3 separate regions of the Homo sapiens genome follow, and all the other regions are linked to region 2. The links are chromatin loops, found by intact Hi-C in ENCODE. Cell type or tissue: Caco-2. All regions are shown on one strand. Links, peaks and the distances in the headings refer to the core of each region. The heading gives the core; the rest is flanking DNA.

Evidence for each region. Peaks named below come from ENCODE experiments on the same cell type or tissue, not always from the same donor. Only the 100,000 strongest peaks of a DNase experiment are listed, where the experiment ranks them.
Region 1: a loop joins it to region 2, with 21 times the contacts of the local background. A loop is called at or near these places in 9 of 110 quality-filtered maps.
Region 3: a loop joins it to region 2, with 28 times the contacts of the local background. A loop is called at or near these places in 3 of 110 quality-filtered maps.

Annotation. Positions count from the first base shown.
Region 1 is chr4:32,457,113-32,468,261 of GRCh38, forward strand. All of the region lies in intron 2 of LOC107986223 (a long non-coding RNA gene), which reads right to left. Among named protein-coding and RNA genes, the nearest start is that of LINC02353, 110 kb to the left of the region's middle. RefSeq lists an enhancer at 1,138-1,307. In Caco-2, for the core only: a CTCF peak has its summit at 6,026 (motif pointing right); no DNase peak of the experiment used is centred there.
Region 2 is chr4:32,768,573-32,779,721 of GRCh38, forward strand. No RefSeq gene overlaps it. Among named protein-coding and RNA genes, the nearest start is that of LINC02353, 420 kb to the left of the region's middle. In Caco-2, for the core only: no CTCF peak of the experiment used is centred there; a DNase peak (open chromatin) is centred at 6,669.
Region 3 is chr4:32,412,607-32,423,755 of GRCh38, forward strand. No RefSeq gene overlaps it. Among named protein-coding and RNA genes, the nearest start is that of LINC02353, 67 kb to the left of the region's middle. In Caco-2, for the core only: no CTCF peak of the experiment used is centred there; no DNase peak of the experiment used is centred there.

The DNA.
Region 1 (11,149 bases), core at 1,509-9,508, 310 kb before region 2:
TCAAAGCACAGCAAACCACATTGAGGCAACCCGTCTTTCTCTACATAAGCATGGTGTTAGAAACGGGGTATTTTGGCCTGATAGAATATTGTTAAATTGACTATTTCCAGAATATAAGCAAGGAGAGACTTTACATCTTCAATTTTCTAAATATTTTCAAGTAATATATGGCCCTTAGAGAATGTTGTGAGAACAAAGCGAAGAAAGCATTGATAAAAACAAGTGATATTGGCTGGGTGCCGTGGCTTGTGCCTCTAATCCCAGCACTTTGGAAGGCCAAGGCCGGCGGATCACCCAAGGACAGGAGTTTGAGATCAGCCTGGCCTATATGGTGAAACCCTATTTATATTATTTTTATATTTATATATATGTAAATATATATATAAACCCTATTATATTTATATTAAAAATACAAAAATTAGCCAGGCATGGTGGCGGGCACCTGTGATCCCAGCTACTCGGGAGGCTGAGACAGGAGAATCTCTTGAACCTGGGAGGCGGAGGTTGCTGTGAGCCAAGATCACGCCACTGCACTCCAGGCAACAAAGAGTGAAACTCCCTCTCAAAAAACAAAACAAAAAAGTAATATTTTTTTCCACAAATTTAAACATAAGAAATTTTTCTTACCTATATTCTTCTCATAGACTGCTGAAATGAAACATATCTCAAGCAGCAAAAGCAATTCAGGTTAGTGACACTGACACAATCATATGAAGTTTTCAAAAGTATCATATTTTTAAAAGTTATGTGGATATAGACATGTCTCTAATTAACTATTTTATACAATTTCTTTCATGTGTAGCATATTTCTTATTTGCAAAGGTACTTACAAACTATATGACCAAATCAAATTATAACATATTTTTTATAATTACAACCTATTCCATTCTTGTTTTATCTCTGTTTACTATAGTCTATCTTCTAATTTAAAAATCTCTAAATTCACATACTAGTTGCTAAAGCTATTTATTGTAAATAATATAGATCTTTGTCTTTCATAACTAGATAGAAAAAATAGATCTTAAGGTATAATAAAATTAATGGAGTTATATCTAAATATTTACATATGAAGCTTAGTTTTTTTTTTCAAGCAGAATACCAGGCACACTCATGCCAACACATTTCCTGAAGGGATAGCATCTTTTCTATGCCAATTATCTTTTCATAAGTATCTTATAATTTTAGCTATGTATTTTTTGAAAATTAAGTAGTAAGACATAGCATATAGATTTGTCCTTTTATAAAACTTATTTCTATATTAGACTTAGGTCATGTTAATTGTGATTTGAATGTTATTAATAATACTAATTAAAATATATATACTGAAATGTGTTTTTGATTGTGTTTATATTTATTTCCATGTATAGAAACAGCTTTATCTGCTTCAAAAATGAAGACCCTTTCTGTTCGATGGAAAGCAAATCAGATTTAACCAATTGGTACAAGTTTGGGCATTGATTACGCTGATGAGTTAATATGATAGACATATCCATTACTAGACTGGATGAGATAAATATACACACATACAATGTTGTGCAAAAATATATGTAAAACCCAAGGAAGACAGACATGTTTTCTCCAAAAAAAAAAGTTGAAATAGATAGGTTGAAACAAACAAATTTACAGCTCTTTATGATAAAAGTGGGCAAGGAAATTGTCATGGACTGAAACAAAAATGATGATAACAGGCATAACTACTAGTCTTGCTGGAACATTTTGTAACATGAAATTAACAAAGGCCATAGTTCTACTAAGTACATCCCAGTTCTTTTTTAGGCAATTGATATTTTTTTCTGAGACACGGTCTTCCTCCCATCACCCAGGCTGGCATGCAGTGGTAGAATCGATCACACCTCACTGAAGCCAGGACTTCCTAGCCTCAAGCGATCTTCCCATCTCGGCCTCCAGAGAAGCTGGAACTACAAGCGTGCACCACTATGCCCGGCTAAATTATTATTATTATTATTTTTTTTTTTTATTGTAGAGATGGGGTTTCTCCATGTTGCCCAGGCTGGCCCTGGACTCAAGCCATCCTCTCACCTTGGCCTCCTAAAGCACTGGGATTACAGGCACAAAGCATTGCACCCTGCCAGTCAATTGATTTTGGAGTTTTCTATCTCTAATAAAAAAGAAAAAGCTAATAGATTTTTCAATGATTATATCATTTTGATGATATATCACTATTTTATGTCTAAATTATAATCTGGGAGGAATTTAAAGAATCCAATATATTTTCTTTAACATTCCCCACCTACTTATAAAAATGAAACTCACTATTAGACTTGATTATGAACCTTATCTAATTTTAACAGTAATGTAATAATCAACTAATTAGAAAAATGACCCTCTTAATCTCATTGAAAGATTGTGTTCCAATAAATTGTATTTATTGTTTAATAATTATTGACACATAGTATACTTTTATTTGTATTCAGGTATTAATAACATAAATATAATGTATATAATAATTCAATAGAGCTGATTTTTTTACTATTTAGATCTTTTATTATAAGATTGTTATAAATTTCTCTCTCTGTATATATATTTATATGCCTATCTATCTATCCATCTATTTATCTATCTACATACCTATTTTAATTCCAAAAGTATAGTGTCATCAATAAAGGTTTTTGTAGCACAAAAATATAATAAACTAGAACAAATTCTGTGGTATAAGTGAAATGGAAATACATTTTAAAAAGAAAACAAATGATATAAAATTGACTACTGTTAAGGAGTCTGCTTGCATATATTTTAAATGAGTGATGTTGTCCATAAATAGCTAAGGTAACATAATAATTTAACAGTTTTCTTTCTAAATGTTAATATCGACAACATCAGGGAAACTACTCCTTTGAAACAAGTATAGAGAATCTTCCTTATGCCAGGCACTGGACTGTGAGCAAGTCATAGCAAAAATCAAAACGAAATGTAAACTTTCAATAAACTTTTATTCTAGTGGTAGATAGGATAACCATTTACAAGATGTGGATTAAGTATTATAACAGAGTTATATAAATAAAAGTTTTATGGCAGTGTGGAAGAGGAAAGAAATAATACTGTCACAGGTTATTGTAACAATATTATTGCTATGGTCAATTATTTAATTATGATTGTATATGTTGTTTTATTTGTACAATAGATCATGTAATTATGGATGTGATAAGGTGGTGTTGGGCAACATTAAGATTAACATGGTATTTTCTAACTGGGTGACAAACATCAGTCTTAGAGTTTTATATATTATTCTACTTGCTGTTGATAAGTTTACTTTAATAAAATATATTTATCTAAGGAATATGATACATGAAGTATTTAATAGAGTAATGGAAATACAAAAATTGCAGGAAATGTATTATGTTCTATAGAATTATATTACTCTATGTAGGCTAGTGTTGTGAAATTCTGCATTGCTGTCTTCAAAGGAAAGTGCTCATTTGCTCTCCCTCTCTGTCTCTTTCCCCCTTCCATTGTGCTGGAAAGTGTACATATACATGGTGAGACAGTTTTAACCATGTAAATAAAGCCTATACTCTACAGGATAATGAAGTAAGTTAGAATAGTCTGAATGCAAAATGACCTAAAGGAGTAGGACCGTATGGCTGTCCCGTAATATTCAGGTATCTCTATACTACCACACAGGAAATGGATATCTGTATTGTTTAAGCTACTGCATTTTGAATCTCTTCCTTATAGTAACATGGGCTGTGATAGATTCCTTTCATCCTTCTGATATATGGAGATTAGAAAAATATTTCAATTTAGAATGGGAAAAAATCAAGTTAATCAATGTGGAAGAATGTCATAACAAGAAAGCCTCATGCATGTCGCATTGCAAAATTCAGCTTTGTGCATCAAAAGAACCACACATTGTTTCTATTTTTGAATGTATTTTTTTTTCAAGATAGTATAGAAAGGTAGATGGCATATGTATAAACTTTCAGGAATGCAGTTACAAAGCATTTCTTCAAAAGAGATGACTTTTGTCATCACTATTTTACTGAGAAATTCTATATCATCAAAGCCCTATCATTTTGGTGACATATGACACTAATAAAGCATCATGATGACCATGATAATGTATGTGTGAGTCATAATATATCATCACAATGGTATCTCTGAAATGATTTATCAGAATTGTACATCACTGTGGTGACACTGCATTGATGTTGAAGTACCAGCAAGAATACATCTCCGAGACTTAAAATCCTTATTGTAATAATAAATGTTTTATTTTTATAAATTTATTCTTATGAGAAATGAACTGTTATAGTATGTCAGGTTGAGTGAAAAATACAAGAAATTCAAAATATTAAATCTATATATTTGACTTCCACGAAACAGGAACTATTTATATACAGAAACATTTAAGTCCCCAAGTTACATGAACTTATTCCTCTATGTCTGAGGATACTTTACTGCCATTATTCAATAAATATAAATAAAGTTTTATCTCAGACTTCCAACTGGCTTTTTGTTTCTGTTTTTCCCATGTTAGTAAGCTGATATTTGTTGAGAATGATGATGTGAACACAGGTTTTAGGTTCAAATTTGTTCTTGATAACCATTGAAAACATTGTGCCTGAACATTAAAACATATATATCCAAATGAGATTATCAGCCCCAAGTGACAAGTGAATGTCTGTGTTCTTCTGATTCTCTGAGAGCTTAAAAATAAAGCAAGCACTAAACAGAAAATTCATCTTATTAATTTACGGAAGATTTGGCACCTCACAGACAGTCGAATTAAATTTGTCAAATTACTGAAATCCATGCTCTTCTTATAGTGGTAGGTGAGATTTTGCTGGTCTCTGGAAGGCTATGCAGTGTGATTGTCAAGACTTTAATCTGTGGTGGACTAGGAAGGAGATATACTAGCTGGTGCACCATTTCTAGCTTTTGAATCGTGTGGAGAAACTAGTAACTGCAAGAACTGAGGAATTAAGTGTTTGTTGACGAGTACCATTGATAGGCCAATAATGGAACATGTCAGGCTCAAATTGATTGCTCAGAAATGAAAGGAAAGAGTGTGAGTCTCCTTGGCAGTTTTTACAGATACAGATTATTTCCTAGACCCAGAGGACAGACAGATTTGAAGACCAGGCACAGAACTTAGATCTCATCCTGTTAAAACTGACAATCCTGAGTCCAGATTGGCAAATGCCACACAGTTAAAATGTCAAACAGTTGGTGACACCAGTAGCAATTCATTATACAGTGGATACAGGACATATAAGATTGGGTTTGAGAAGATTGAGAGGGTAAAAGTAAGCTGCGTGAACAGTTGGCTCAGATTCCCTCGATACCTTGTAACTTTCACACCTATGCCTCTATAAACAGTTCCTTATGAACAGCTGACAGAGATAGAAAAGGCCAGGCTTGTTTCAAGGATGGGTTGGATAAGTTTGTGAGTGTAAGGTGAAAATATATTGTTATCATTACAGCCTCACTTACCGGGTGGCCTAAATGGCAGTGGTGATGAGCAATCTTCCTGTTGGGCAGAGCTTTGGGCACAGTTCTTGGACATCTACTCTGTTTGGAAAGACACATCACCCAATGTAGAGATATATTTGAACTTGTGGGCGGTGGTAAATGCCTTTGCTTATTATATAGAATGCCGAGAAGGACAAATTTAAGGAGACTCAAAGGAAAGACACGTTACTGGACTTACATTAGGCACAAAGTGTGAGAATATTTTAATTATACATTAATACCCACAAGAGAGCATTTAGTAAACAAAAGCTTAAAAAAATGGAAAGATAACTCACCTAAAAGATGTTATCCAACCAGTTTCTGATCCTATTACTTGAATATTAACTTATTTAAAGAGTGCTTGCCCCCCAACAGGAAGGCTCCTTCTCAGCCAGTCTCATCCAATCACTGCCACTGCAGTGTCCAACCTGCCTTCTCAGTGAACAACACTTAGGTCCAACTATGATGCATTACCTTGAGGACAGAAAAAAGTAAAATAAAATACACTAGATGGCAAGTTAATTACATCAGACCCCATCTTTCATGGAAAAGGCAGTGCTTCATCCTGACAGCAGGTGGCATACTTTTTTGGGTAAGAGTTTCTCCTTTCCAGTCATAGTGTCTCATCCAACAACATTTTCTGAGAATTTTCAAAGTGTCTGATTTACTGGCGCAGAATCTCACATAACAGCTTACCAGACCAAGGCCATGGGCACATAATTATGAGATCCACAGATTGTACCACATATAGTACCATCCAGAAACTTCTTCCTCATAGAACACCTAATAAGAACTATAATAACCTCCTGAAGGTGCCAACTTGAAAATGAGGTTCTGAGGGAACAGGTTGCTTTTCATTAGAAAATAGAATGCACCAAGCATCATTATCTCATGCTGTTGCCCTAACAGGCAGATACATGGGTACAAAAACCAAGGACTAGAGGTAGTTTCAAGGTAGAAGGTAGAAATGACCCTGCTAACAAGCACTTCCAAAGACCTAATGGTGGATGTATACTTTTGTCCTTTACACTTTAGACTTTGTGGGAATAAAGGTACTGGGTCTCAGAAGAGGGCTCATTTTATACAGAGACACTAACGAATACCATTAAACATAACACTATATCTGCATCCTGGCCACGTAGGCCTACTCATGTGAGTACATTGGTAGGGGCAGAAAAGATATACAATACTTCCAGAATTTTTACAAATAATGAGACCTGATCATAATAACGAGGTAGAACTACACAATGGGGCAGGGAGAAATAACTTTGGTACTCGAATGACCTACTGAGTCATTCCTCGGTACTTCCTTGATCAGAAGTCAAATAAAGTGAGGGTAAATGCTAGTGAGATTTCTGCAGCCGAGTAATCCAGGCAAGAGGTGAATGTGTTCTTTTCCTATAGGAGATAGCAAACATTCTAATGAATAGCAACCGATTCCCTCAGAACCTCATTTTCAAGTTGGCACCTTAGCTGTGCCCTTAGGAGGTTCTTATAGTGCTTATCAGGTGTCTATCAGGAAGAAGCTTCTGGATGGTAGTACATGTGGTGCAATCTGTGGATCTCATAGTTATGTTCCCATGGCCTGGAAAGCTGCTATGGGAGATTCTCTGCCAGTAAATCAGATGGCTAGACAAGGAAAGGAGAAAGAAAGAAGGATAATTAGATGATATAGTATTTTTTGTAGTAAGGAATAATAGATGGTATCAATACCATCCATTATTAAATATGAAAGGACATTTTTAATACTCTGCGATAATTGCTTTAAAAATTTACCATTATAAATGAGTATTATCTACCACATCAAGAGTCGGGGAGTATTCTTATGTTCCATCTTTATTTCCGACAATGAGTTGATGTGATTCAACATATATCTGTGCATTCTACATAGATATGACCATCAGACTCAAGCCCAGTATGTCCAAAAGACTTTTAAAAAATTGACCTTTGTCCTGATAAAACTCTTGCAAAATCTAAAGCATGTTTTAATAAATGAAGTAAAGTTAATACGGTAATAGAAAAACACTGGTTTTTAGAAGTACCAGGATGTATTTTTTATTGGACAACTTGAAATACCTGCACATGTTCCATTTGGAAATATCCAGCAGATTTTTTAGAAATATGGGTTCGTTTGTCAAGAGAGAGTATGAGATAGCTATGAATGTGGTCAAAATTTATTTTGGTAAGCCTTTTGTCTGTTAGAAAGATTAACTTATCTGTGTAAATAGCATATACAAATACATATTTGGAATTGAAAACTATTTCATAGTAGCAAGACTTGAAGTTACCATGGAATCTAAGAAAATAGGTCAGGCATAGTGACTCACACCTGCAATCCCAGCACTTTGGGAGGCTGAGGCAGGTGGGTATCTTGAGCCCATGAGTTCCAGACAAGACTGGGAAATACAGGGAGACCCTGTCTCTACAAAAAATTCAAAAATTAGCCAGGCATTTTGGTTCACAGCTGTAGTCCCAGCTACTTTGTAGACTGAGGTGGGAGGATTACTTGAGCCCAAGAGGAGGTTGAGACTGCACTGAACTGTGATCATTGTGCCACTGTACTGCCTCCTGGGTGACAGAGTGAGATTCATCTCAAAAAAAAAAAAAAAAAAGAAAAAAGAAAATACCTGACTGAGAACTTTATCTTCAGAATGATTTCAGTGAGCATACTGGGATGCCCTTGAATTTTATATGGTTTTCAAATAAATATTTGAAAAGCTTGTTTATATTTCAGCAAATTTAACTGAGGCAGCTAAAAGCAGAGACACTGAAAAGGAAGATGTCTCAAAGTATATTTTTTAACAGTGTTCTCTCCATATCCAGGCAACCACTGGGTGATTAGTAATGCCTCTTAATAGCCGCTTGTCAGAGTGGAAATATGTGGCAAAGGATCTTAAGTTGAATATATTGTACATGTGTGTGTTATATTAAGTAGCTATGTAAATATTTATTCATTAAAAAATCAATCATTGAACATCTAAATTGATTGACCGGAATCCTGCCCTCAGGGAAATTTTAGACTGCAATACTACTTAAGGAAATAAATATTAGGTAAAAAGATAGGTCAGGAGAAGAAAGTATTGGAATTGCTTTTGGTGTACTGAGATCAAATTTTTAACAATTAATGAAAAATCCAAAACAGCAAATTAAATAAATTAAGGTTAAAAAAGTAGAGAAGATATGTGATAGCATGTGAAAATAAGATGAACTCATTGATGAACTATATTTGAGTTTTTCCTAAAATTATAAGTGATAGAAAGTGATTCAGTTTATCTGTAAAAGCACAATTGACACTTAATTTTTCATATCACTGCACATTTTATCTGACTTTCCATTTTGGGACCTTAGCCACTTGTGGAAGAAAAAGCCATAGAAAATAATGATTAGACATAAGTAGTAATGCTTTTGAAAACATGTTAATTTCATAATTTTCGTTTTAGAATTTTTTCTTTGAACTTATTTATCCTTATGTAAATTTCTTATCCTAGAATAATTTACAAACACATAACATTTTATTGCTAGAAATTAACTTTAAAAACAACTTTCCTACCTTATTATTTTAATGGCTTCAATTATTGCAGCGTTAGCAGCAATCTTGGAAGAATGTTATTTAATACTTAAGAGACTAATTTTTTAGTGTTATTCTTATTAGGATATGTAAAAGATAGTATTATATAAGAAATATTCTCTGGAAGTGGTACAGAATTTATGAAAAGAAAGCAGATGAGAACCTCTAGGTCAAAATTCGGGTGTTAATAAGAGCAGAGTTTTTCAAAGCTTTCTTAGCTCCTCAGTTGAATCCACAGATGTTTCAGACTTGTAAAAAGGCATTGCAAAGGGCAAAATGAGGTTATTGCTTCATCATTTATAGATACTGAGGATAATTTTATGTTAATGCTGTTTTAGTTACATATTATATAAGTCAAAATAATGGTGACTTGTATTCACATTTGTTTTCATGTGTTAGAAAAAATCTATTCTCTCTCTATTAATATATATCCACATATATGTAGTTATATGCATATATGGTTATACTTTTTGTAAGCAGAGATTTGAATTATATGAATTATTCATTTATAGCTAAATAGTGGAGAATTAAATTTTATGTACAAGAATATGAAGTCACATCCACAATGGCTGATGGGAAAATATAAAAATAGTATTTCAAGCTGCGCATAGCATCACATTTGAATATCAAACAAATAAATTGACATTGCTGTACAAATTACAGTAAATCTAAATTGCTTTACTGAGTATAGAGAGTATAGATGACACTGTCACCTCAGTAACAAACTTGTAAGTTATACATAAGGAATCCACGTTAGATTTTCCAATTTTTATTTCTCAATATTCCTGGTTGCACAAAAAATAGTTATTTATAGTACTCTACTGTAGAATATTGCTTACTCATATTTGTGTGTCTATGTGAATTTGTGTATCTCAAAATCATCTTACAATTCCTGCAGGGCTGATTAAAAAAAAATATTTACACTATTTACAAATGGTTTAAAAAAATGCTCTGCCTTTATAAATTTTCTTCTTGAAATAGACAATCAATGACCTTTTTGCTAGGTATTAATTGAAACCTACTAACTTATACTTTTGTGATTAAAGTTTTATAGTCCTGCTTCCTTTAGGGAAAACAACAACAACAATATGTGGGGTTACTGATTTAAACATATTTTTTAGTGCTAACTTTGTCTATTGATTTTTCAACTGTTGTCATAAAAATAAATGTTATATTTTCACACACAGTCAAAATAATTAATTTTGTATCTAAACCCACATCATAAAACTTTGAAGAGTCAAAGTTATTTTTTTATTTTAAAAATTGAGTACAGCGGGAATGCCAATCTCCTAGTAACTAATTGTAACTGAAAGAGAATGAAAAATTGGAAGATACAGAGAGGAAGAGAATTTAAAAAATAAAATTACAGTTAATGTAGTAGATATGGCATTATATTTGAAATAAATTTCCAATTGTATGTTAATGATTCTATTTGTGTCCTAAGGAAAAAGAAATGTGATAAAATTCATTTTATACAAGGGAAAGTAATAAATAGAACCTACATTGTACATGATGTAGAAAAACAAACTTTTTTCCATATAATATTGTATTAAGTGACTAAGAGTTTAGTTTTATTTTATAGTAAAATTAATGATCATTTCAGGACTTTTAAGGTTTAAATGAAATATTTATTATTAGCAAACTGAAATCTCAGAACGCGTGAGGTTCCACCATGGAGTAAAATTGTGAGGTGTGCTCACTATGGGGTAATTTTTTGTTTCTAAATTCAGGGCCATCATCCTCCAAATGTGTTCTGTTAAAAGAAAGGAATAGCAATAGTTTGAAGAAGAATATTTCAAAAATTGTCAAATTATTACTTTTTCAAAAATCAGAGATTCATTTGCATGTTAATAAAATGTGTTCTATCATTTGTATATGAGGAAATGAATATTAAAGTGATAAATGCCTCCGAGTCACAAAATGACCACCCGATGCTAAATATAACAATGATTCTTCCTAAAATATTCTATTAAATAATATTACTCAATAACAACTATCCCATACTTGTTATATATATAACCAAACCAACACAGAAAATTGTATTTTAATTCATTAATTTGTTCAGAAAATATTGTTGTTGTAAAAGAGTTGTTGTAAAGTTGTTGTAAA
Region 2 (11,149 bases), core at 1,755-9,754:
AAAATGAATAGTGTCTGAACGACCTTGTACTTGGAAAAAAATTTTATGGGAATAAAGCGTTGAGTATCAGAGCACCTCATTTCCAAACATTTCGGAGTACATCAGCATGTGTCGGCTTAAACATTGCCAATTAGTATTTAGTTGCTAATGATACATACAGTACATTAATAAAAAGTAGGCAAAATACTACATCAAACTAAATGCAGTTACAAGTTTTTCTGTCTGTAACTAAGAGTAAAAATGCTTAGGGCTGGAAATGACCTTTGGAGTCAAACAAACATGGGTTTCAGCCCTGGCTCTCCCATTCATTATGTATGTCATGGTGGGTTGAATATTTCAGCTCTTGAAGACTAAGTTTCCTTAAGTAGAAAATGTGCATACCACCTGCCTTTCAGAGTTGTGTGAGAATTAATTATTATATATGCAAAATGTGTGCATGTAGGTTCCCAATAACTTGGAGCTCATGTGCATATTATTATTTAGTTAATAGAAATTCCATTAAGTATTTGTGAATGAAAGTACTTAAAAAAAACAGTATGAGAATAGCATAAAATTGACCAAAAGTCAGGATCATTATTTGAATGCACACAGGTATGCATGAGTTGAGCAATATGTGGTTGAAATAAACTCTTGCCTTGTGATATTTTGTGCCAGGAAAACTGCAATCATAGTGTCAGGGTACATTTTTGAAAGGGATTACAGATTTCAAGGAGACTTGGTGCTTAAATTAAGAAAAAATAAAATTCCTGTTTAATTCATGCAATTTAGAATGAAATAAGGAAGATGTATCAGGGAAGGGCATTTCACAAAGGGAATTTAGATAGTTTACAATATTCACACAAGATGGATTAAAGTATAAATACAGACCTTGTTACATGTTTAGGGAAATCTAGTTTATTTCATGGAGTAGCATAGTGGGGAATCTAATACAACGATAAACTCAGGTTGACAAAGCATGCTTGTCAAATATATAATCAGATAATTCAAGGACAGGCATAGTATGGAAACTATAAAATGAAGTGGGTGGAGTGAGTCCTCACATAAAAGGACTGGAGAGCAAGAAGCAGCTGTTAAATAATCTAACGATCAAAATAGTTATTTAGAGAAATATTTTTCTGTTCTTATAATCATATAAAGAATAATTCAATACTACTTGTTTTGCGAAACAGAAATTACATTTTATGAATTAGGCATAACTTCATTATTATTATGAGAGTTTAAATTCACAGGGGCTGAATAACTCATTGAATAGGGAAAAACGTAATTATATCTAACATTCTGCTATTATCAATAGTGCTTGCAGATTAGTGTTGTAATTCCAAGTGAGTCCGTAAATTTGTCTTAAAAGAAAATCAGGTCGGGCACGGTAGTTCACTCCTGTAATTCCAGCACTTTGGGAGGCCGAGGTGGGTGGATCACTTGAGGTAAGGAGTTCGAGACCAACCTGAACAAAATGATGAAACCCCGTCTCTACTAAAAAAAGAAAAATATTAGCCCCAGGGAGGGAGGAGGGCGGACTCTTGTAATCCCAGCTACTCAGGAGTCTGAGGCAGGAAAATTGCTTGAACTGGGAAGTGGAGGTTGCAGTGAGCCCAGATCGCGCCACTGCACTCCAGCTGGACGACAGAGCAAGACTCCAGCTCAAAAAAAAAAAGAAAAAAAAAGAGAAAGAAAGAAAGAAAGAAAGAAAGAAAGAAAGAAAGAAAGAAAGAAAGAAAGAGAGAGAGAAAGAAGGAAAGATCGCAAGAGATAAAAAATATTGTGGCTCTAAAAACTGATAAATAAATGTTGTGCATAGCATCAACAAGTAAATTATGGTACAACAATGCAACTTAGAATGCATCAGTTCAGTGCAACCTAGAATAAATTAACCAACAAATGGGAGAAATTTAATATGTAAATTAAAACATTTTGAAATAATCTTTGCCTTTACTCATTTATTATACAGACATGAATAAATGTATCTGTGGTTAGTTAGACTGTTATGAACTGCCATAGATAAAAAATAATCTAACCCCTCTTCAAAGGGGTTACAATTTGATTGCCATATCTTTGTTTTTTCTATGTTGACGTGGAGTGCAGTCACCATGGAATGCAATTGAGAAAAATAGATATAAAATATTTCATATATGAGAAATTAGGACATTGAACTCAATTGGCCTGTAAGATTTTGGATTTAGATTTTAAAATTATATAATTAATTGGTGTAAATACATTTGGACAATATTATGTCCAGATGGATTGTGACATTAATCTGGATTTAGGGTAGATATTGCTACTGTTGAATGAATGTACTATATCTGGAATTTATGAAGTTTTGCATCACATGTTGAAGAAGTAGAATATGTACTTTGAAATATTCTATTTGAATATCTGTATTCTTTTTTTCTTAGCTACATAGTTGACATTGCAGTCACATTAACAAAATATTTGTGAAACAATTATATTCTCTACTGTTTCTGGTATATATAATAGTCATTTGGGATAGTTTTATGTTTGTTAAAGTAATCATTATTTGTCATTATTATTGAAAACAATAATGGCAATAGTATGTTGTGATGTATGTGGTATGTCTTATAAAAGAGAGGTGAGACTGAAAGCTAAGAAGACAGTGGTAAAGAGATAGATCTTAAATAAATAGGTGATAAAAATTATACAAAATAGGTAGAAGGGCAATCTTAAGCTTAAGAAAACTGGTAATGTAAACTAGAAAATAGAAAACTTTATTAGAATGCTCTAAATATTCAGAGAAATTATGGCAAATATGTTCAGGATTATATAACATCTACAATATGTGACTTGTCAGTCTTAAAGAGATAAACTTGGTTGAAAATTTTGTTCTCCTCTAAACAGTGATGCAAAGACAAGAGATGATTTCATCTTGAGTGTCTATAATCCTGTAGAGCTTTGCTACTATCAGTATGAAGTCCGTGGAAAGGAACAGAATGTGTGAAGCTGTTATACCTGCCCCTTAAAAGCCTTGGCCTGGAAAACGCACACCACTCTCCTCACATTCCTTTGGTAGAATTCAGTATTCGTTTACACCTAACTGTAAGACAGACTGGGAAATGCAAACTAATGCTCATGAAAGATTCATTACTGCATGAATTGCTGGTGAAAATCTAGCAGTCTCAGCCACAATGACATACAAAGACACGTACTCTGGAGATTTTACAAGGGTAAAGCTGCATCAGTGAAGAACAGATGCACCTCTATAAATACAAATGAGGAGCACCGTTCTAATGTGAATTAGCCAATGTAAGAAAGAACAAAGGATGGAAACCAGATCGAATTTGGCATCTGCTGATCTAAATTCAAATACTGACTGCTTAAATTATTACTTCCTTTTCTAGGTCTCAGTATCTGTATATAACATAACATTTTTTAGTACTTTGGAAGTGTTATCCAAATCAAAACATTCATAAATGCAAGTATTTGTTTTTCTATAAACCAAAAACCTGATATATAAAAGAAAATCTTAATGAAACTGAGGTTAGTGAAAAAACTTGATCATCAATAATGTAAGAGCTGGAAGAATTCTTTCTGGCTGAAAGTATTGCATCATATGGACAAAAGTAAATCAGAATACATTTTGCCATATGGGAACATTTTCTCTGAATGCCAACTGTTTAACTGGTAGTACCTGGAATGGTATAAGCTGAAGACCTTCCCTTTGACTACTGTTTCCTGTCCTCATAATTAGTGTCTGTACTTCATTCCTCATTAGAGAAACCCAGGGCCTTCTGGGAAGTAGGAAGTTCTGAATTTTGGGGCAGAGAAGAGGATGTGCCTAGGACATCCTGCTGTTTCTAAAGGACGATGTTGCTCTAAACAACCTTTAAAAAAATAAAAAAGAAAAGGAAAGAAATAATAAGGTTCAATTGGCAAAAGAGATCTGAAATGTAATGCAATTAGCCAGTTCTGAAGGAAAAAATGACTTTCAATGATACATAGATGAAGTATAAGATCCATTCCGATCAAACTGAGATCCAGCTAAGTTAGAATTTGTTTCTATTTTATGTGAGACAAAATGTATCAAAATATTGAAGTTGAAAGTGAATGTGTGAGTGTATGTCTATATGTTTAGCAATAAGTAAAGATTGCTGAAATGATATTAAATTTTGTAAAATGTAGGCTAAAAATATGTGTGTGATCTTGGAAAGTGGGGTATTGGGGGACAGGGACTTTATGCAGCCATTCAGGACATAGGTTGATTGATCATCTTCAGTATATTGCTTCCAAGATTGTCCTGGAATTTATTTCCATCTCAGTCACTGAGAAAAGCTAACAAGGGATTGGGGGAGCACACATGGGAAACTTTTAGGATCCATTTCAATCAGTGGCAGACGTGACTTTTACCCCGATCCCGTTGACTATAACACACAAGAAAGGCTGGGAAATATAGACATACTCTGTGCCCAGGAAGAGAAGGATCTCATAATTAGCTAATAATTTCTATGACATAATGATTTGTGTATTTTTAATAATAATTATAATACATCTTTGGTTAGTACTAGATAACAAATTGAACTTACGTTCATTGCTAATTGTTCATATTATAAAATGTGTTGAATAATTAATATTTTGGGGTTTGGGACTATTAGAAAGTAATGCTTGTGGTTATAACTCCACAGGAGTAGTAAACCCAAGCTGTTAGGAGCATGACATATGAGATGGAGTTTTTCAGAATAAATAATAAAATGAAGGCTTTAAATAAATTAAGATGTAAGTTTCAGAATATATTGACCTAAGATGAGACAATTTCTTTAAGCAAGATGTCTATGTGTTGTTGATGCAACAGAATCAATTAATTGTAACTGGAGAATTTCTGGTATGGTCATCTATCAGAGAGGGAATAATGACTTTTTTTTTGGAAAGAATTTCATCAGGCAGTAGATGTTTGCCAGAATGAAGGAATATTGATAGTTCCATAATACATGAAGTAATAGTGTTGCAAGATCCATCTTTGTGAAAACTCTGAAAATGTCAGTGAGCATTCATCCTTGTGTTTTTCTTTTATTATTTTGCCGTGTAACATGAAGTTTAGGAAGGAGAAAGAATTTGAATAAATACTTGGAATATCTACACTTGAACCACATCTATTATAAGTTGTTTTAACAGAGTTTTTGGGTATACAGAATGTCTGTGAATGACAGTTAAACATACACAGCTGATCAATTATGAAAATATATTCCACAGTATTCTATTCATTCTTCTTCTTAACATTTTCTACACCTTCTTCAGGCTGCCAGCATAATCCCTAGGTCCCCTTCAACTAACTCTTGTCATAACTTGTTTTTACCTCAACACATTTATGTTGATTACTGATCTGTCTTGTATCCCTAATTAGATCGTAATCTCCTTTAGGGAAGGGAACACATTTCCATGTTAATGGATGGTCCAACTATTCAGTAACATGCTATGAATTCTCAGTGATTCCTTTTTATTCTGACTTATTTTTGATATTTTACACTGTCATATTATTGACTCAGATCTTTGTGTGGTATCTCTAATGTTGTCTCATCTTATTTTATCTGAAGAGATGGAAAAATATCAAGCTTTTGTCCTACTAGTATTTAGATGTATTCCTAATGAGACAAAAAAAAAAAAAAGAAAAGAAAAAGAAAGCTTGTAAAAGAAAGAAATGTGCAAATAAAGCATGACAGGCCTTACAGGTAACATCACTTTGTCCTTGATACCTCCATGGATTATGCATATTGTTTCTTGAAGTCTTAATGCCATGTCATCTCTGACAAACCATTATCATTTTATGTATTTTAATCTTTAGATTTAACATAGTTTGATAATATACACAACACACTCTCATTTTAGTCAAGGGATATTCGAATTAATTGAAATCCAAAAACAAAACAAAAAAAGGAATTATAGTTAAATACAATAATGCCTCTTATAATTTCCAAAATATTGGCTTTTCTGCAAAATGACATGTGAATTCTCCAAATTCTCAATTTTTTCAGGAAAATGACAGAAAAAAGTTAGGATTTGTAATATACATATGTGTTACAAGTCTATATCTGTTTTTGTATGTACATTGCTATCTGTAACTTACATATTATTAAGCTTGGTTATTGAGTTTAAAATTATTAATTATTGCAATAATTCTCAGGCTTTCTTAGAGAATTTTAAATTATCAATTATTCTCAAAAAACTCTTCTGGAATATCTCACCAAGTTTTTTTTAGCCAATCCAGATGTGTATCAGTCACGGTCCATTCAAGAGAAAAAGTGATACTAGTAATTTAAATGTGTAAAATTTCATATAACTTGGGTGTAACAGTAAAAGGACTTCTAGAGACAGATAAATAGCAAATATACACAGTAGTTACTGCCTCAAGGGCTAAGGACAAGTAAATATGGATGGAACTAATAACTGAAAAGACTCCTAACACTGAGATCCAGATCTCATTTTAGAGGGTATGGCTGACCAGGAACACCCAATCTGAGTGGTGAGCAAAGTTAATAGACGGTGTGGTCCAGAAGTTCACAATAAATGCTCCAATGGTAGGCACAGAAACTCATTGGAAGTGGCTCACAAAGGGTAGATTTTTTTTTTTTAACCACTGTGACGTACCATGGGACCTTGTGCATATTTTTCTGCCAACAGCAAGGTGATAGGACAAAAGACACAAGAATACTCTGGCCTTGTAGTGTCTTTCCAGCACCCTCTATTGACAAACGTAGCATTGTGCAAGTAGGGCACAGGATAGTAGGTTTGGAGATAAGAGGAAATAAATGGAAAATGGGCACAGATCACTGTTTTGTGTGCTAAGCTCTTGTATGTATCTTTCTACATCCATTTACGTTCTACTTAATAAATGCTACTATCTTTCATACAGGTGAAGAAGTTCTCACTCGTCTTTCCCCAAAATGTGGTTCCAGTTTTCATTGAATCTATCTTTGATTATACCTATTAATTACTCTTCAAATTTAGTCCATCACAGTGAATATTTTAAAATTAACCTCCAATAACTTTTATAAAATAATCAGTGGAATAAAGTTAAATGGAATAAAACAAATAATTTAATATATAATAGGTATGCATAACAAGAAAAGAGAAAATGAACAAAACTAATCTTTATTTCTGAGCTTTTTCTACTTTATTTATTCCATATTTTCCTTGTCTTCATCAGAGCCTCAGCTGGCCCACGAAAACATTCATTCACCGAAAGATTGAGTCCTTTATAATCCTGAATTTGGAACGCTGTAGCTTTCCATTAATTATAATTATTGGTCATGGAAGCACTAAGGGGAGTCCATAGAATTCCCTGGGTTCCTGATATTGTTCTTCCTGACTTGATTTTTTAGCAAAAACTCAATTTCCTTTGGTAATTGCAGTCAATCATTCTAGCCAGTAGAATAGTCCCTTTTTGCCTGTTTGTTTAGTAACGTAAGGATCCTCAAATGGTCAAGTGGCAGTCTCATAAAGTTTAATGCAACCCTCTTGGAACCCCAATGAAATAATTCCCGTTACTGGAAACTAAGAGCACCAAATCAAGATAGTTACCAGGACAAAAAGTTAAAAAAGCCTACAAAGGGGTTATTATGTTCAACAGAGAAACCATTTCCATTTCTTGATTTCCAGACTTGTTTACCTGACTATAGGTGAGACATGCCCATGTAATCATCTCAATTCAAACCATGTAATACACCTGTAAGAATCCTACTATTTCAAGGTCTTATCTCTCAGCTGGTGCCATGACTAAATTTTTAATAAGCCATTCCATCTTTGCATTAGTCTAATTGACCCTCATGTATGGCGGTTACAGCAAATCTATTAATTCTATGCACATGATCCCATCCTTGTACTTTTTTTCCTTTGGCTGTAAAATAAGTTTATTGATCAGAAGCAATGCTGTGCAGACTGCCATAATGGTGGAAAATGCATTCCATGAGTCCATGGAGAAAGCTGCAGGAAGACGTATTAATTATCTATTACTCCTGTGAAAAATTGCCATAAACTCTGTGGCTTAAAGTAATGAGATTGATTACTTTACTTTTCCTGTAGGTAAAAGTCTGATGCAGGTTTTACCGGACTAAAATCAAGGTGTCAGCACTTTGTGTTTCTTTTTGAAGTTTCTAGGGGAAAATCCATTCTGCCTTTCATTCTGCTTATTTGGTTCCTTGCGGTTCTGGAACCAAGACCCCCAATTTATTTCTTGGTCTAAGCTGTTGGTCTAGAGGCTGCCTCATTCTATGATTCATGCCCTTCTTCTTCTATCTTTAATGTAGACAGTGGTCTAATCTTTGTCATGCCACATCTTTATGACTCTTCCTCCATAGTTGCCTATCTCTCTCTAGCATAGCTGGAAAGATTCTCTATTTTAAAGACTCATATGATTAGGCTGAGCCATCCAGATTAAAGCCACTGTTTATTTTTTTTTTCATTTTAGTCACTCTTATCTGCTGACCCATTTTTATATCACTGAAAAGCTAGAAGTCATCAAATGTGAACTCTGTTAATCATTCACAAATCTTCAATACCAGCAACTTTTGCACACATCATTTTGTACTTTTTTGTAAGTAGAAGGGAGAATATATTTTTTCTCTAGGCAAGCTGTGACCCCTACTTGTACCCTATTTTATTCAGAGATACCAGATGTACCTCAGCTGATTTAAATGATGATAATTTTTTGACCTATTTTGTTAATAGACATCTATATACTTCTAAGAATCTCTTAGTAAGGTGTGTATAGACCTAAGGAAACAAACAATGAATGTTGAGGCCCCCTGAGACTGGTAACAATGGAAAACCATTGCTACTGCTAGAGCTAAAGGGGGAGAAATTATACCACTCTTATTCACTAGAGCTCAGCAGAGGAGGGGCCACACTGCAGGAACTGTCTATGGAGACTTAAAATCACTGCCAGAGGCACAGCAATAAAGCAGGGAGAGGAATAGGAAAGACATAGCTTGACTTATATTTCCTTCTGCTTTTGAATATCTTGAAATGTTTCTCTTTGGCTAATGCCAACTAGAAGCTTGATAGAAAGGGAGCCCGGTTCATTTATTATGTGAAGATCAGCTTCTAATATATAGGACAGAACAAAAGAGAGTAGAGAATAAATAGGAGTAAATCTAGCTAATAATAACCTGAACAATACACTCGTTTTGGCCATTCAGAATTCATTTTTTTCCATTTATTAAGATAAAGGAACACTCATGTTCATGGCTAATACAAGACAAACACAAACTCCTATCAGCTGCCATATAATTAACATCAACTCACTTACATACTCAGAATTAAAATTGCAATATTAGCCACTACCAAATGTAGATAGAAGAAAATAAGTGAAGAAACCAGTTAATGTAAGAAGATATGAAGAGCTGCTATAGTTCATGCTTTAGTACGCAGTCTCAAGCCCGGGGTTAAGTATCTTAACTTCCTTTCACTACCAAGTCTCTGCTATCTTTGCCAGTTGGCATAAAACAGGATTGTTTTTTACCTAAGGAGGTGATCTAAACTTTCCTCTTCAAACTCTATATGTATCTTTCTTGCTAATATTGAGAAGTTTTTTTATGTTAATATTTGCCCTTCATTATTTTACACAGAAGTTAGTTATATGAGCCACTTCAATAAATTTCCTCATTCCCAAACATAATTTCTTTTTCTCACATTGCGTAACAATACATCCTTGCCTGTGCATGTTTGAGGGTGATTCTCCATGTATGTCTCAAGTTTCTGCAAGTCCTGTGTCTAGAGTCACTACCTGCCCATTTGTTGTGTCTGCCTTTTCTTCCTTTCTTCCTTCCTTCCTTCCTTCCTTCCTTCCTTTCTTTCTTCTTTCTTTTTCTTTTTTTTTTTTTTGATGGAGTCTCACTCTGTTGCCCAGGCTGGAGTGCAATGGTGCAATCTCGGCTCACTGCAACCTCCGCCTCCCGCATTCAAGTGATTCTCGTGTCTTAGCCTCCCAAGTAGCTGGGACTACAGGCACATGCCACCACACTCGGCTGATTTTTTGTATTTTTAGTAGAGACGAGGTTTCACCATGTTGGCCAGGATAGTCTCGATCTCCTGACCTCATGATCTGCCAGCCTCTGGCTCCCAAAGTGCTGAGATTGCAGGCGTGAGCCACGGCACCCAGCCTGTGGCTGTCTTTTCAAGAGTGTTGATATAGTAAACAACCTTGAGAGATATGGATAGGATTTCCCTCCAAACTAAATGGAATGTTTGGTTACTGTCTTGTATAGTAGAGATAATGTCTCCCTCCAGGGAAATGGTCAGGCAAATTTACTTGCAGCTTGTTATAAAAAAAAAAAAAAGTGGGTTTCTTAAGCACTGGTTTCCTCAGCTGTTATAGAAAACCACAGCATAAAGAATTTCCACCTGGGTACCACTGTTTTGCAACCAAGTGTCCCAAATCATGTTACTACTGCTTATATTTCTTTTGAGTTTCAGTTTCGTGTATCCAGTTGTTTGTTGTACATATTTCCTTGTTTGTCCATTGATACTATAATCATCTTTTCCTGAAAATGTAGTTTCTATCTTCCTACCTGAAATGCTCCTTATTATAATTTTTCTCTGGTGCTGAATAATATAATCACATGATCAAGTCAATCACATGATCAAGTCAATCACATGATCTTAGTGTCATTCCAGATACTTTTCTTCACCTATCATTTTCAATGGTTCTCTTCCTTCCCTACCTATATATACAATACTAATTCTAGTTCCAAAACATTTATTGGGTCTATCCCTTTGCAATCATCAATATTAAAATTGGCCTTCTTTATGCCTCTAAAATCCCTGAGTTCTTGCTGTCACCCTTTTCCCTTTTTCCAGTACTGACACCTCCAACTCTATTCTTTTCCCTCTGTCAGACTGATTACACCTCTGCTTTATCCTTTGCAGTAGTGAGGTTTACTGCATGCTCATCATGGAAGTCTATGCTGTGCTATTATTTATTTTGATTCCTTGTTCCAAAAAAAGTTCAGCTATCTTATGTTCTTCAAGACTCTCTTTTGGTATCATCTCACAGTTAAATTCCCACAGACTTCTCAGATTGGGTAATTTTCCACTACTGTGAACAAGTAAAACATCCTTTTCTTCACTTTTTATTGAAATTAAATATTTAGTAGGTTCAACAGTCTCCAATAGGTTATAAGAATTTATGATTAACAAACATGTCTTT
Region 3 (11,149 bases), core at 1,789-9,788, 360 kb before region 2:
AAAGAAGAAAAGAGAGAAGAAAAAAATAGAAACAATAAAAAATGATAAATGGGATATTACCACTGATCCCACAGAAATACAAACTACCATCAGAGAATACTATAAATACCTCTACACAAATAAACTAGAAAATCTGGAAGAAATGGATAAATTCCTGGGCACATACACTCTCCCAAGACTAAACCAGGAAGAAGTTGAATCCTTGAATTGATCAATAACAAGTTCTGAAATTCAGGCAATAGTTAATAGCCTACCAACAAAAAAAGCCCAGGACCAGATGGATTCACAGCTTAATACTACCAGAGGTACAAAGAGGAGCTGGTAGCATTCCTTCTGAAACTATTCCAACAATGGAAAAAGAGAGAATCCTCCCTAATTCATTTTATGAAGCCAGCATCATCCTGATACCAAAGCCTGGCAGAGACACAACAAAAAAGGAAAAATTCAGGCCAATATCCCTGATTAACATCGATGTGAAAATCCTCAGTAAAATACTGGTAAACTGAATCCAGCAGCATATCCAAAAGCTTATCCACCACAATCAAGTCGGCTTCATCCCTGGGATGAAAGGTTGGTTCAACATGTACAAATCAGTAAACGTAATCTATCACATAAACAGGACCAATTACAAAAACCACATGATTATCTAAATAGATGCAGAAAAGGCCCTTGATAAAATTCAACACCCTTTCATGCTAAAAACTCTCAATAAACTAGGTATTGATGGAACATATCTCAAAATAATAAGAGCTATTTATGACAAACCCACAGCCAATATCATACTTAATGGGAAAAAGCTGAAAGCATTCCCTTTGAAAACTGGCACAAGACAAGGATGCCCTCTCTCACCACTCCTATTAAACACAGTATTGGAAGTTCTGGTCAGGGCACTCAGACAAGACAAAAAAAAAGTGTATTCAAATAGGAAGAGACGAAGTAATTTATAGATTCAATGCTGTCCCCATCAAGCTACCATTGACTTTCTTCACAAAATTAGAAAAAAATACTATAAATTTCTTATGGAACCAAAAAAAAGCCCATAAAGCCAAGATGATCCTAAGCAAAAAGAAAGCTGGAGGCATCATGCTACCTAACTTCAAACTATACTACAAGGCTACAGTAACCAAAATAGCATCGTACTGGTACCAAAACATACGTAGACCAATGGAATAGAAAAGAGGCCTCAGAAATAATGCCACACATCTACAACTATCTGATCTTTGACAAACCTGACAAAAACAAGCAATGGCAAAAGGATTCCCTATTTAATAAACGGTGTGAAAACTGGCTAGCCATATGCACAAAATGGAACTGGACCTCTTCCTTACACCTGACAAAAAAAATTAACTCAAGATGGATTAAAGACTTAAACGTAAGACCTAAAACTATAAAAACTCTAGAAGAAAACCTAGGCAATACCATTCAGGACACAGGCATGGGCAAAGACTTTATAACTAAAACATCAAAAGCAATGGCAATACAAGCCAAAATTGACAAATGGGATCTAATTAAACTAAAGAGCTTCTGCACAGCAAAAGAAACTATCATCAGAGTGAACAGACAACCTACAGAGTGGGAGAAAATTTTTGCAATCTATCCATCTGACAATGGGCTAATATCCAGGATCTACAAGGAACTTAAACAAATTTACAAGAATAAAACTGACAACCCCATTAAAAAGTGAGCAAAGGATATGAACAGACACTTCTCAAAAGAAGACATTTATGTGGCCAACAAACATATGAAAAAAAAGTTCATCATCAATGGTCATTAGAGAAATGCAGATCAAAACCACAGTGAGATACCATCTCATGCCAGTTAGAATGGCGATCATTAAAAATTCAGGAAACAATTCAGAGAAGATGTGGAGAAATAGGAATGCTTTTACACTGTTGGTGGGAGTGTAATTTAGTTAAACCATTGTGGAAGACAGTGTGGTGATTCCTCAAGGACCTAGAATCAGAAATATCATTTGACTCAGAAATCCCATTTCTGGGTATATACCCAAAGGATTATAAATCATTCTACTATAAAGACACATGCACATGTATATTTATTGCAGCACTATTCACAATAGCAAAAACTTGGAACCAACCCAAATTTCCACCAGTGATAGACTGGATAAAGAAAATGTGGCATATATACACCATGGAATACTATGCAGCCATAAAAAAAGATGAGTTTATGTCCTTTGCAGGGACATGGATGAAGCTGAAAATCATCATTCTCAGCAAACTAACACAGGAACAGAAAACCACCACCACATGTTCTCGCTCGTAAGTGGGAGTTGAAAAATGAGAACACATGGACACAGGGAGGGGAACATCACACAATGGGGCCTTTTGTGGGGGTGGGGGGATAGGAGAGGGAGTATTAGGAGAAATGCCTAATGTGGATGATGGGTTGATGGGTGCAGCAAACCACCATGGCACGTGTATACTTATGTAACAAACCTGCACGTTTTGCACATGTATTTCAGAACTGAACATATAATAATAAAAAAATGCAATCCACATTCCAATCAATAATAGTGAATACATGGATAGCCACCAACTGATCCTATGTAAAAATTACCAGAAAGACAATGCATAGAAGAGTGACTTTTAAAAATAAGCAGGTTTATGGAGAAATAAATTTAAGCTAGTTCGATTAAATAAATTTTGAAAGATATAATTTCACAGTCATGATATTGGCAAAAATGTAGTTTTAATATATGCACTATTGCCTACATGAAACCTTATATAATGATGGTAGATGTGTCAAGTAGTAAAAATGCTTGGGAAAAATTGGAAAATATTTAGTAAATGTAAGGCATACCCCAAGTTAGCTGTTAGCTTTTTTTTTTTTTTTTTTTTTGAAAGGGAGTCTTGCTCTTTTTGCCCAGGCTGGAGTGCAATGGTGTGATCTCGGCTCACTGCAACATCCATCTCCGGGTTCATTCAAGTCTCCTGCCTCAGTCTCCCTAGTAGCTGGGATTATAGGTGCCTGCCACCACGGCCAGCTAATTTTTGTATGTTTAGTAGAGATGGGGTTTCACCATGCCAGCCAGGCTGGTCTCAAACTCCTGACCTCAGGTGATCCACCCGTCTCAGCCTCCCAAAGTGTTGGGATTACAGTTGTGAGCCACCACACCCGGCCAGTTAGCTCTTGAATATACATGCATTTGGCCATACACTATAGAATGACTTAATGAAAACACAAGAGTGGCAAAAGCTTATTGCCTACAAGTAGGAACATGGATATATAAAGTGTGACTTCTCATACATTAAAATACTGTACATCATACTTTAGAATAAACTAAGCAAATCTATGTAATTCAATGTAAAACTATCTTAAAACACTATATTGAATGTTAACAAAAAGACATTGAATGGTGGAGGGCCTATAATACATTTATATAAATTTAAAAATGAACACATAAAAACTATTTTTAACTATGGAACTATAATAACTCTCTAAACCTTGGGCAGTAACTTCTAGTGAGAAGTAGAACAATTAGATAATGGTGTCTGGTAGAGATATAATGGAGCTGAAATGTTATCTGCAATATTTAATTCATTTAAAAAGATCTTAAAGATGCATAATATATTACAATTTTAATATAGGGTTTATGTGTGCATGTGTGTTCAGTATATTATTTTATGCTATTTTAGAAGTTGTAATAAAAATAAAAATAACGCTTAAATTTTCATCCACATTTCTGGGAAGATAGAGTCTCAAAGTGCTTTATGGAGATGTCTGTATAAAATACCCACTAAACTTAAATGGTGAATTTCAAATTAATTATTAAAAGCAAAAGTAGCTGACAAATGAGATGAATTTTAAATATTTTATGGTACCATGCAATTTTGTTACCTTGTAGTTCCAAGCTCTTTGATGAGTTGTGAAAGCTGTTTCTTGTACTAATATCAAATATTTAGTTATTTTTAAATGATGATTTTTCCAGACCTATAAAATGTTTTTATCATCTTAAATATCGTAGGCTTCAATATCCTTGTGAAAAGTAGTGCAAACCTAAATTATAAATCTTTACAAGAAATTACCTTATTTGGCTTCTATTTCATTCTTTTTTGATATGTCTGCACTTCAATAATCCTCATTTGATTGTTTTGTAAAAATTTATTTATTTTATAGTATATACTAAAGTATACAACATGATGTTTTAATATACATAGTGAATTAGTTCCTATAGTCAAGCAAATTGACGTATCTATCATCTTACATAATTACCCATTTTTTTAAATCATAAGAGCACCTAAATCTACTTTCTTAACAAATTTCCAATTACAGTATAATATTACTAACTATAGTTCTTGTGCTGTACATTAGAGCTCTAAGAATTATTCTCCCTACATAACTTGCAACTTTTTACTCTTTGACTTGCATCTCACCATTTCTTTTCTCTCCCCACCCCATCTATAGTAACCACTATTCTATCCTCTTGTTTCTATGTATTTGACTTACTATTTAAATTTCATATATGTATGAGAACATGCAGTAATTTTTTTTTCTATCTGGCTTATTTCACTGAACATAAGTTCACCCATGTTGTTGCAAATGGTAGAGTCTCCTCTTTTTTTTCTTTTAGGCTGAATAATATTTCCTTGTAGGTATATACCACATTTCTTCAACCATTCATCCATCGATGACTATTTATGTTGTTTCTCTATCTTTGCAACTGCAATACAATAATGACCATGAGAGGGCAGATACCCCTATGAGGTGCTGATTTTTATTTATTTTGAGCAAAATTTTTATTTCCAGAGGGGTTGCTGGGTCACCTGATAGCTTCATTTTTAGTTGTTTTGGTGGAACCTCCATACTGTTTTCATAATAGTTGTACCAATTTACATACCTACTAAAAATGTTCGAGGGTTTTCTTTTCTGCTGACTCTCAAAAATTGATATTTCTTGTTTTTGAAGTAATAGCCATCCTAACAGATGTGTGGTGATATATCATTGCAGTTTTGACTTGTATTTCTCCAATGATTTAGAGAACCTTTCCATGTACGTATTGGTAATTATATGTCTTCTTTCAGGGGATGTCTATTCAAGTCCTTTGCACATTTTTAAAATGAGTTTTTTGTTTAATTAATTAATCAATTAACTGCTATTGAGTTGTACAACTTCTTTATATATTTTGAATATTAACCACTTATCAGACATATGGTTAGCAAATATTTTCTCCCAATACATAAACTTCATTTTCACTCTGTTGTTTGTTTACTTTCTTGTGGGGAGCTTTGTAGTTTGATGTAATTCCATTTGTTTATTTTTTTCTTCTGTTATCTGAGCTTTTGTTATCACATCCAAAACATCATTGACAAAGCCAATGTCAAGAAAATTTTCTCTGATGTTTACTTCTAGAAATTATATGGTTTCAGGCCTTATGTGTAGGTCTTCAATTTATTTTGAGTTGACATTTGTGGCATTAAAGATCCAACTTTATTCTTTTGCATGTGGATATCCAGTATACTAATATCATTTATTGAAAAAGATTATCCTTTCCCCATGTGTCTTCTTGGTGTCCTTCTCAAAAATTAGTTGACTGTACATGCATGGATTTATTTTGGGGCTCTCTATTCTGTTCCATCAGTCTATGTGTTTGTTTTTATGCCATTATTATACTGTTTTGATTATTACAGCTTTATAATACCATTTAAAATTAGGAAGTCTGACGCCTCCAACTATTTCTCTTTTTCAAGTTTGCTCTCTGGCTATTTGAAATCTCTTGAGGTTTTATACAAATTTTAGAATTTTGTCTATTTCACTGAACAAGGTCATTAGAATTTTGATTGGGATTCCATTGAATCTGTATATTGCTTTGGGTAATATAGATATTTTAACAATTATTTCAATCCACAAACATAGGAATCTTCTCATTTATTTGTGTCCATTTCAATTACTTTCACTGGTATTTTATATTTTTCAATGTACAGACATTTTACCTTTTGGATAAATTCTTTTTTAAGAATTTTAGTCTTTTGATGACATTATAAGTAGCATTGTTGGTTGATTTCTTTTCAGTATATTACGGTGATGTATTTTTTCCGTTATTGGTATAACAATAAATGCAACTGATTTTTGTATGTTGATTTTGCATACTGCAACTTTACTGAAATCATTTACTAATTATAAATGTTTTTGTGGATTCTTTAGGGTTTTCTACGTGTAAAATCATGCCATTTGCAAATAGAAATAATTCTATTTCTTCCTTTACATTTTGTCTGATCTCTCTTTCTTTCTTTCCTTTCTTTCTTTCTTTCTTTCTTTTTCTTTCTTCTATCTTTCTCTCTCGCTTTCTTTTTTTTTTTTTCTCTGATTGTGCTTGCTATTACCTCCAGTACTATGCTGAATAGAACTGGTGAGAATGGGCATCTTTGCCTTGTACTACTAAATGTCAGAAAAAAGGTGTTTAGTTTTACCTTTGTGGGAGTAAAAAGCTGTGATATTTTTATAAATGTCATTTATCATGGTTGAGAAAATTTACTTCTATACTGAAATTGCTTAGAGTTTTTAACATAAAAGCATGTTGACATTTGTCAAATGATTTTTTTGTATCTCTTAAGATGATCATGTGATTTGTATCTTTTATTCTGTTAATGTAGAGTATCACATTGATTGATTTACATGTTAATACAACCTTGCATTACAGGAATAAATTTCAATTGGTCATAATATATAATCACTAATGTTTTGTTGAATCAGTTTGCTAGAATTTAATTGAAGGTTTTTGTAAATCTTTTTTTCAGAGATATTGGGCTGTAATCTTTTTCCTCTGTGGTGTGTTTGTTTAGCTTTGATATCAAGTTGATACTTGCTTCATAACATGAGTTTAGAAGTGATTGTTTCTCTGCTATATATTTGGAAGAGTTTAAGCAGGACTAGTACTCATCTTCTAAATGTTTGGTAGAACTCACCTGTGAAGTCATCTGATACTAGATTTTTAAAATGTTGTTGGGAGGTTTTTAATAACTATTTCACAATCTTTATTTGTTGTCTTTTCAGGCTTTCTACTTTTCCATGTTTTAATCTTGTTCAGTTGTATGTTTCCAGAAATTTATCCATTTCTTCTAGTTTATTCAGTTTGTTGGGATATAATTGTTTATATTAGTCCCTTATGTTCTTTTTTATTTCTGAGGCTTCCATTATAATGTGCCTTCTTTCATTTATGACTTTATTTATTTAATATTTTTTTCTCTCAATCTAGATAAGGGTTTGTCACATTTGTTTGGTCTTAAAAATAATTGAGTTTTGTTGTTTTTTTCGCAGTTTTTCTATTCTCTATTTGATTTATTTCTACCCTAATCTTTATCATTATCTTCATTCTCATAACTTTGAGTTTAATTTGTTTTTTTTTTAGCTTCTTGGGATGTAATATTATGTTGTTTATTTCAGATCTCTCTTCTTTTTTAATGCAGACATTTAGCACCACAAAATTCCCTCTTAGAACTGCTTTTGCTGTATCCCATAGGATTTAAAATGCTGTGTTTCTATTTTCAGTTGTCTTCAGATATTTCGAGCTTCTTTTTTGATTTTTGACCCATTGACAATTCAGAAACATGTTGTTTAATTTCTACATAGTTGTTCATTTCATAGTATTCCTTCTATCATTGATTTCTAATTTCATACCACTGTGGTCAGAAAAGATACTTGGTACTTGGTATGATTTCAATCTTCTTAAATTGTAAGACATGTTTGGTGTCCTAATACATGGTTTATCCTGAAGAAGTGAGTATCTTGTAGGCAAGATATTGTTAGATCATGGTTTTTATTTATTCAGCCATTCTATCACATTTGAGTAGATAATTTAATCAATTTACATTCAACGTAATTATTGATGAGAAAGGATTAATAGTGCCATTTTGTTTATTGTTTTCTGTTTGTTTTGTAGACACTTTCTTCTTTTCTCTTCTTTTTCTGACTGATATGCTTTGATTACTTTCTCTATTATTGTATTAGTCCATTTTTCAGGCTACTGTTAAAGACATAAATGAGACTGGTCAATTTACAAAAGAAAGAGGTTTACTGGATTTACAGTTCCACATGGCTGGGGAGGCCTCACAATCATGGTGGAAGACAAGGAGGAGCAAGTCACATCTTACATAGATGGCAGCAGGCAAAGAGAGAGACCATGTGCAGAGAAACTCCTGTTTTTAAAGCCATCAGATCTCATGAGCCCCATTCACTATAATGAGAACAACATGGGAAAAACCTGCCCCCATGATTCAATCATTTTTCACCAGGTACCTCCCACAACACATGGGAATTAGGGGAGCTACAAGATAGATTTGGGTGGGAACACAGAGCCAAATCATATTAGTTATGATGATGATTACATAACATATGATGTAAATATAACAGTGTATTTCACCTGAATAGCAACTTTGATTTTATACTAAAATTCTATACTTCAAGTGTTCCTTCCTTTCTTCCTTTACGTTATTACATTAAACTTAAAATATTTTTTTGATGTAACAACTTAAAATATTTTTATATTATGTACCCACTAAGGAAATGTTATATCTTTTGTTACTAGTAATGCGTTTGTCTTTTAGTCTTTATTCTGTAGTTTAAAATGATTTGCACATCACTATTACAATATTATTCTAAACTTAGGAGTATATTTTCCTCTACTAGTGAATTTCATACTGTCACATTTTTCAAGTTAGTAATTCACATTATTTCATTTCAACTTGAAGAACTCCCTTTAATATTTCTTGTAAGGCAAGTCTAGTACTGAATAACTCCTTTATCTTTTTTTATTTTGTGTTGTTATTGTTGTCTAGGACTGTATTTCTCTTTTGTTTTTAAAGGACTACTTTGTCAGGTAAAGTATTCTTATTTGACATATACTTTTTTTTTCTTTCAAGACTTTGTATATACATTAGTCCCTCCTTATCTGTGGTTTCACTTTTTGTGGTTTCAGTTATCTGTAGTCAACTGTAGTCAGAAAATATTAAATGGAAAATTCCAGAAATAAACAATTCATAAATTTTAAATCGCACACCATTCTGAGTAATGTGATAAAAGCTTGCTCTGTTCCACCTTGAATGCGATCATCACTTTGTTCAGTGGATCCATCCTCTATACACTACCCATCTTTCAGTCACTTTGTAGCCATCTCAGTTATCAAGACAGACTGTCACAATATTGCAGTGCTTGTATTTGAGTAACACTAATTCTACTTAACAATGGCCTAAAAGTGCAATAGTGGTAATGCTAGAAGTTGGGTATGCCAAAGAGAAGCCATAAAATGCTGTTAAGTGAAAAGATGAAAGTTCTCCACTTAGTAAAAAAATAATAACAATGTTATGTTGGAAGTTGCAAAAATCTATGATTAAAAAAATCAATGTTCTATCTGTCAAATTTTGAAGAAGGAAAATCTATTGTGCTAGTTTTGTTTTCCCACCTGAAACTGCAAAGTTGCAGCCACAGCAAACAAGTGCTTACTTGTTCAGATGAAAAGGGCCTTAAATGTGTTAGCAGAATAAAAGGATATTTTGAGAGAGAGGGACCACATTTATGTAACTTTTATTACAGTATATTATTATATTGTTTCTATTTTATTATTGTTAATCTCTTGCTGTGCCTAATTTATAAGTTAAACTTTATTATAAGTATGGATGTATGGACAAAAGATAGTATATATACAGTTTCATACTATCTGGAGCTTTAGGTATTCACTGAAGGGTCTTAGAACATATTCCCTGCAGATAAGCGGGGAGTACTGTATCATTCCATTTGCTCTGAGCCTGCAAGTTTCTCCTTTGAAATCTACTGACTGCTTTATGGAGATTCCCAAGTATGTAAAATATTGATTTTCTCTTGTCTCATTTTCTTGATATTAGACAGTTTGATTATAATGTGCCTCAGGACAGAAATCTTTGGATTGAAGTTGTTTAGAAATATTTGTACTTCATATGTCTCCTAAGATTTGGGAAGTTTTCAGCCATTATTTTTTGATACATACTTTCTACTTCTTTCTCATGTCATTCTCCTTTTGGAACTTCCATAATGCATAATGGGTTCACTTAATGGTGTCCCATAAGTCCTATAGGCTTTCTTCATTTGTTTTCTCTTTTTTCTTCTGAGTGGGTAATTTCAAAACTTGTTGAGTTTGCAATTATTTTCCTTCTGCTTGATCAAGTCTACTGTTGAAGATCTCTATTGCATTTTTTTTTTCATTTTACTGATTATATTCTTCAGCTCTAGGATTCCCATTGGGTTCTTATTTATAACTTCTATCTCTTTGTTAAACTTCCCATTTTATTCATGTAGTGTGTTTCTGATTTCATTTAGTTTATTTGTGTGCTCTTGTATCTAAGCGACTTTTTCAAAATAATTATTTTGAATTTCTTTTTAGGCAATTTGTAGATACGCATTTTGAGGAGTTAAGTACTAGATAATTATTGTGTTACTTTGGTAATGTCATAATTTCTTGATTTTTTTGTTTCTTGTTGCTTTGTATCTGTTCATTTGATGAAGTAGTCACCCTTTTTAGACTACTGTAGCACCTGAGTCCTGGGATGTGGGCATACTCATTGACACATGGACATGTACAGGTCATCCATGAATTCATGGTCTGAGACTCTGAGGCATACCCTGGTGGCTCAGACCCACTGGTTAGAGTCCAAAAAGGTATAGCTGTGGTCAGACTTCAGGGAGCAGGATACAGCAGTGGCATGGCCCTAGGGTTAAGGGATAGTTTGGTGGTTCAGCCTTCAGAGGAAGACAGCAGGGGCAACTTAGTTCCCAGGGATGTATAAGTGTACCTGTGACTGAGGCCCTGAAGGGCAGGAGGCAGCACTTCGATCCCTGTGGTGCTGCAGCACTCTGGTCATTCAGACTCTGGTGGGTATGATGCCTCAGCCTTGAGGCCCCAAGGTTGGTGGGCTATCAAAGTGACTTGGGCCTTAGGGTTGATACGGCTCCACAGCAGCGCAGCCCTGGGATTGTGACACAGTGGTAATTGGAGCCCCAGTAGGCAGGGCCCTGCACAGTGGTGATTTCATTTCCTGGGATACCAGACACCACAGTAGCTTAGGCCACAGTGGGAGAATAAAGTGGCAGTAAGGCCCTAGGAATGTTGAGGCACAGCTGTGGCTCAGTTTCCAGGGTGTGAGGTACAGCATGATTAAGCCCCCAG